Linked DNA regions of Homo sapiens: region 1 is linked to region 2. Evidence: chromatin contacts called from ENCODE Hi-C or POLR2A ChIA-PET data. All regions are on one chromosome and are shown on one strand. The core of a region is the stretch at or near the end of the contact, and the rest is flanking DNA. Distances in the headings are between cores, read along the strand shown. Region 1 holds the start of CASR (calcium sensing receptor). Region 2 overlaps CD86 (CD86 molecule).

The links. Hi-C counts contacts between places; a loop is a spot of excess contacts on that map. ChIA-PET counts read pairs that join two places held with the same protein, here RNA polymerase II (POLR2A). Pooled maps may share reads with other maps.
Region 1: a map of Calu3 shows a loop between it and region 2 (2.6-fold over the local background). The contact joins the promoter of CASR here to the enhancer-like site in region 2. A Hi-C loop is called at or near these places in 1 of 168 maps with a recorded cell type or tissue (Calu3) and 4 of 50 pooled maps. POLR2A ChIA-PET finds 5 or more read pairs at or near these places in 1 of 52 experiments (WTC11).

The regions. Positions count from the first base shown.
Region 1 is chr3:122,182,397-122,185,455 of GRCh38, forward strand. It overlaps CASR (calcium sensing receptor), which reads left to right and starts at 1,272. Exons shown (of 7, transcript NM_000388.4): 1 at 1,272-1,416.
Region 2 is chr3:122,099,895-122,102,897 of GRCh38, forward strand. All of the region lies in intron 2 of CD86 (CD86 molecule), which reads left to right. Among named protein-coding and RNA genes, the nearest start is that of CD86, 46 kb to the left of the region's middle. RefSeq lists an enhancer at 1,166-1,355. Within about 2 kb of position 1,402, at least 3 of the 41 ENCODE cell types and tissues checked have a DNase peak (open chromatin) inside an H3K27ac peak, as active enhancers do.

The DNA of each region.
Region 1 (3,059 bases), core at 22-2,521, 82 kb after region 2:
TCCTAGCCACCCAACCCTAAATACCTGAAACTGTATGCATCAGTTTCTTCGTCTTTAAAATGGAAGCAATAATAGATCTTCAGAGTAATACTTTCTTAAAGATAGTGCCCAAATTTGGACATTATGCCCAGGTGTAATCCGACCAGTGAAGAGCATCAGTTCAGCCTAAGATTGCAGCCTCATTCGGGTTTTGAACTGAACTCGTTCAGCCTTTGGGTGTTCACAAAGCTGTGCTTGTAGCCAACTAAAATAAAATCTAAGGTATTTTGATAGGCACCACTACTGAGCCACATCCTCCATTACTTACATTGCTGGGTGTTTCGGCCTGAGGGAGGACTTCACATTTATTCCTATTAACCAGATTTTGCCCCCTTCACTGGTGCTTTAGCATTTGCTCAGCTCCTTCTCCTACCCTGTATTTGAGGGAAAGGAAGCCAAATGGGCAGAACTTGGCCATAATGAGGATGTGTTTGACATGCTGGATTTGAGTCTGTGTTCCATTGAAGAAAAGAAATGGAAACTTTGTTGAGTATCCATTCTATACAGGGCACTTTCCTTGACTATTTCATTTAACACTCCAAGGACCCCCTGAGGTAGATGTTATCGCCATTTTGCAGAGAAGAAATCTGCATTTTTATTTGAAGTTCTTAAACATGGTAAACGACCCAATTTTCTGCTTTTTGCTTAACAGTATTTTGCAAACATTTTATCATGTTACTTCATGTTTTCCTATTTTTTTTTTGCTTTATAAATAAATACATACTCCCTCCTTATTCTAAAAAGAATTTGAAGCACTTCTGTCTTGATGTTTATCATTTTAATGGTTGTATAATGTCCCATTAAGTCACCCTAATTTATTCAACAAATTTCCTACTGTTGACAGTTTGGCTCTGTTTGCTTTTTGTGGTTTTTAAAATTATTTTCTGTAACAAATGATCCTGCTAAAAAAAAAATCTCCGCACGAATATTATTTTGTTCTGGAAATTTCCGCAAGGGTGGAATACTGCATTAAAGGGGATAATATTTTTGGTGTTTCTTTATAGAGCCTAGCAAATTGCCCACCCAAAGGAGTATGCTTTATTTGAGAGTAAAAAGCCAAAAACAAACAAACACATACAAAAAAACTGGTTTTCTACAAAAGAAATTAATTTTCCACTTATTCATAAAATATTCTAGTGCTGTGATGGGTGGCAGGCACCGTGCCAGGGGCTAGGGACAAGGATAAGCAAGGCCAGGTCCGGGCCTCCAAGCAGCGCGCTGTGGAGTCGGGTAGAGTAGACCAAGTGCAACAGGCACCTGGCTGCAGCCAGGAAGGACCGCACGCCCTTTCGCGCAGGAGAGTGGAAGGAGGGAGCTGTTTGCCAGCACCGAGGTCTTGCGGCACAGGCAACGCTTGACCTGAGTCTTGCAGAATGAGTAAGAGTTTGGGCACGCGATTTGTATTTATTTTACTGTGAATCTCTGGCCTTATATCAGAAAAAAAAAAATTGTGCCACCCTCGGCACAGAGAACGTTGGTGGCGTCGTAAGCGCCCTAAGCTTCTTTCCATCGCCAAGGAGTAGGGGTCAGGGAAGAGGACAGCGGGAACAGGATTTGAGAGCCGGGAACCCCTGGCTCGGCACGGGAGAGGGCAGGAGAGGACCTAAGCGCGGGGCTCGCCGTCTGCTGGGGACCCGAGCCGGCCTGTGGCCCTCGGGGAACCGAAGACGCGCCCTCAGCGACCCTGAAGAGTCAGCTAAGCTCTCTGCGGGCTAAGGAGACGGTGAAGGAACCGGGACTAACTGGGGTAGGGGTTAGAAGGCAGCCCGCGAGTGGGCTACGAGGGGAGCTGGGCTCGGCAGTTGGGGACCCCGAGGGGGCAAGCGGGCGGGGAGCAGGAGAGGGGCGGAGCTCCGGGGCCGGGGCCGGGGCCGCAGCGGCCGCCCAGAGGGTCTGCGGGGGCTGCTGTGGCCGGACCCGAAGGCGGGCGCCGGGAGCGCAGCGAGCCAGACGCGCCTCTCCAAGACCGTGACCTTGGCATAGGGAGCGGGGCTGCGCGCAGTCCTGAGATCAGACCAGAGCTCATCCTCGTGGAGACCCACGGCCGAGGGGCCGGAGCTGCCTCTGTGCGAGGGAGCCCTGGCCGCGGCGCAGGTAGGACCGGGGAACCCAAGGAGGGCGGGAGGAAAGCGCCCCTGGTGGGGGAGGGGCCGTGGCGGGGTCTGGGGGCCAAGGGCTCCGGGCCGAACGAGGGGCACACGCCGGAGCAGCTCCAGCCTGGGAGCATTGGGCGTGAACGTGGGGGAAAGTAGGGACCAGATTACAGGATCAAGGCTTTCCCCGGCTCAGAACTGGATTGTTCAGTGCCCCTAGAAGGGGCAGCGGGTCGCCCACGCGAATGAACGGGAGCGCGCACCAAAACGCCTGCTGTTGGTAGTTTCTTGTGCCTCTGCCTTGTTTCTGCCTGTGATATAGTCAGAAAGGACTCGCTTGCCACGTGTTAACAAGGGGACAGGTAGCTTTTACAGAGTGTATGAATATGGAGGGGAGGGCCACAGAGTCAGCTCTGGCCCCAGGGGCCGTCAGTGCCCCCACAGGATTCCTGGTCCAAGCTACCAGCTGTCTTGGGAACTTTGCTTCAGTGGCATCAAATTAGATTGTCAGTTCCCGGGGCCTGAGCACCAGCCTCCATGTGTATTTCCTGGGGAGAAAAAAAAAAGGCATACCAGACTGATGGAGTCTTATCATTATTTTAACATTATAGCTTTCAATAGATAACATGCATATGTTTCTTTTTTTAAGTCAAATAATACAAACATTTATCTTCTACAGGCAATGCGTGCACTAGCATGTGTGTCTATTGCTGTCTCCTTTCTACACCCATAGCCTTTCCCACTCTACGTGTTCTGTCGCCGTCTTTTGATTCTTTATCCAGAAAATGATGTCACCACCACTGCCCACATCCCTTAATCTCCAGTGTTCCTCCTTGCAACGCCTCTCTTGTCCTCAAATATTTTTCACAAGGTGGTCCTCAGGGTAGGGAGCCTACTAACGAGAAGACATTTCGTTTACTTGCTTCA
Region 2 (3,003 bases), core at 152-2,651:
CACTACAGGGTCTGGATAAAGCTGAGGTCTTGATTAAGTTGAACAACAGTTGTAGAAGGAGTAAGCAAGAGCAAAACCTGGATGAATAGGAGGTTGTGGACGGAGATTAGTATATTGAGATTAAGATTCTAGGGACTGAGCTGCTCCAGGTGAAAAGTTTCAGGGTTATGTCATAAGAAGGTGGGGGGCAGCTGCTGAAATAGTCTGCGGGTGTAGACCTGTGGAGTTGACAAGATCAAAGAAATTTGAGGCAAGGTTGTTAGACTCATTCATGAAGAAGTCACCCAAATTGTTAGCAAGACCTTGCATCTAATGCCAAAATCCTCATTTAGCAAGGTGGTAGTGACTTAGTAGCTACAAGCAATGAGAAAGTCAGACACCTCAAAAGGGGAAGGTGTTGCTCAAAGTCCCCACAAAGTGTGATAAAACAAACAGTAGCTGGGGCTGGAGCAAGTGGCTTCCTTTGGGTGAAGCCAGATTTCACTGAAATAATAACCTCAGGGAAACAGTCAATGAAGGGGTTAAAGATGTGGGAGAGTTTCCTTGTAGTAAGTAATGGAATGAGGCTTTCAAAGGGCCAAGTAAAACTTTGGAGGAAGTTTAGTAAAAGAAGGAATTTTTTTTAGTACAGATAAGCATAGGAACATAAAGAAGAGATAATTCTTAAACATATAAGATATGCATTTGGGGATAGCAGCCAGGGAACACTGAAGTCCCAGTGGGGTCAGAGACTTCATAAGGCTAGCAAATTACAGTTTTTGAGTGGCATTCCAACAGTAGAGTGTATTGCTCAGGAAGTCCTTAATTATCCTTTGAAACAAATTCCTTCAGCTGATTACGAAGGCATCTAGCTGGATTCTTGAGCGACTTGTTCCTGACATCATAGCAACCCATTGTAACTAGACTTCGACCATTCCTCTTACCCAAGTGCTGGGGAAGGGAGAGATTCTCAATGCTTACCCACCTATGGAATCCCAGTAAGTCCAGTTGCTAGGTGGCTTGAGGTCTGGGGTCATAAAATGGAAGGCCTGAAGTCATTTGGTGATCACAGACCTTGAGCCAAACTTTCCCCATTTAGTCAGAGAAAGGATTAGCAGCATCCCCCATGCCTGGCTCTGTGTGAGATCATGGAAGCCAGTGGTTGGTGAGGTGCTATGGAGTATAAATTGCAAAATACTTTCAGTTCCACTCAGAATGGATTTCAAAGTGATTTCCACCCCATGGGGAGGAGAGGGAGTCTGAGGAGGGATGGATGGAAAAAAAATTTTCATGTCATTTTCTGTGATCCACTCTGGAGACAGAGGCAGAGATTCTCTACAACAGCTGCTCAAACTATAGCTCTTGTTAAAATGGAGGTTCTGAATCAGTAAGTCTTGGGTGGGGCCAGAGATTCCGTGTTTCAGACCAGCCCACATGTGACGTGAATCTCATTGGTCCATACATCACACTTTCAGTTGCTAGGTGAAGAAGGGAGCACTCGATGAGTGGAAGAGAAAGCCGTTGTAATCTTTGGGAGAAGGGGCCTGGGTCAGCGGAGTTAGACTGGTCTGTGAGTGGACAGAATGGATGGGAAGGAAAGAAGATACTGTGAGGCTCTACAGAAAAAAAAAAAAAAAAAAATATATATATATATATATATATATATATGTAAATCAAGAAGACAGAAGCAGCTAAAGACGAAGTCATTTCCAGGTCCAGAAGGCACAACTGACAGCTGAGTAATAACATAACATTGACTGTTAATTGGCAGAATTTTTAACTGTGTGTTTGGTTTCTCCATCAGGTCATCTGTCCTATATTACATGACAATTTAGACTAAAACCAGTATTTCCTCAGAGACAATGCTAGAAGCTTTTACAGTAGGGGGCACTCTTGCATTACATTAAGAGCTCAGCAAAGAAGATGCAGAAGCCTCAGGTTTGCCTTGTAAGGTGATTCATAAACACACTAAATCTTCCTTAGGTCTCCCTTTCACTGTCAGGGTACGCATATAGATTTTCCTTCCTCCCTCCAATACCGGTACGCATCCTCTACAGGTGGTGCATTTTATACCTCAAGTACTTCACAGGGTCCTAGTGAGTGTAGTGAAATAGGCAGTGATTCATATTTGTGCAAACTCCCACTGATGCCTGCTGTCTGCTTCCCTAAGAGTTCAAGACCACCACCAACCCCTTGATTATGTGTTCTCACTGGGCCACTCTGTACACAGTTTAGTTTGACAAGTGCATGTCACTGTTATCTGTCCTTCTATTCCCTCTTTCAAGAGAAACCACATCAATTTAATTACTCCCCCACTTAGAACTCTTCAAATGAAGCTCCTCTCATCTCTCTCATCAACCCATCTCCTCCCTTTCCTCCTCAATGTCAACATGCCTTCACATAAATCCTGAATGATGAAATTTTATTTAGAACTTACACTAACTTCCTCTCCAAGGTGGCATCTAACTTCATATTAAGTAAGAAACAGCCTTCCCACTCTCCACCCCCGCACTTCTCACCCACCACTGCTTACTTTTTTTTTTTTTTTTTTTTTTTTTTTGCCAAGTCTCAAGTAATTCTGTAACCTAGAAAAGGTCCTACACAAACCCCGTGATCATTCACATTTAAGTAGTTGGGTGGCCCACATCCTTCCCACAAACCCCAAAGTGTCCTCAAGGACTAAAGCCTTTCTCTCAACCCTTCCAGCATGATGTCTATGGTTGTAAAATTGTCCAGGGTCAGTGCATACTGGGAGCAGCAAGTTTGTGGTGCCTGGGGTTTCCCCAATACTCCCAAAGCACATCCTCACCTGCCCATCTATGATTCATTTTCAGCATTTCACTCATGTGCCTTAAATGGTCATTGACCACCACAATCCGAAAACAGCCATCAAATTTGCCCAGTTCTCTTTCTGATCTCTGAAAGAGCTTAGAGAGGTCACTGAAAATAAAGGCCTTGGTTCACTATCGAAGTCATTTCTAAAGCATTTGACATCCTTGGAAGTGCTGGCCATGGGAGCAGCAG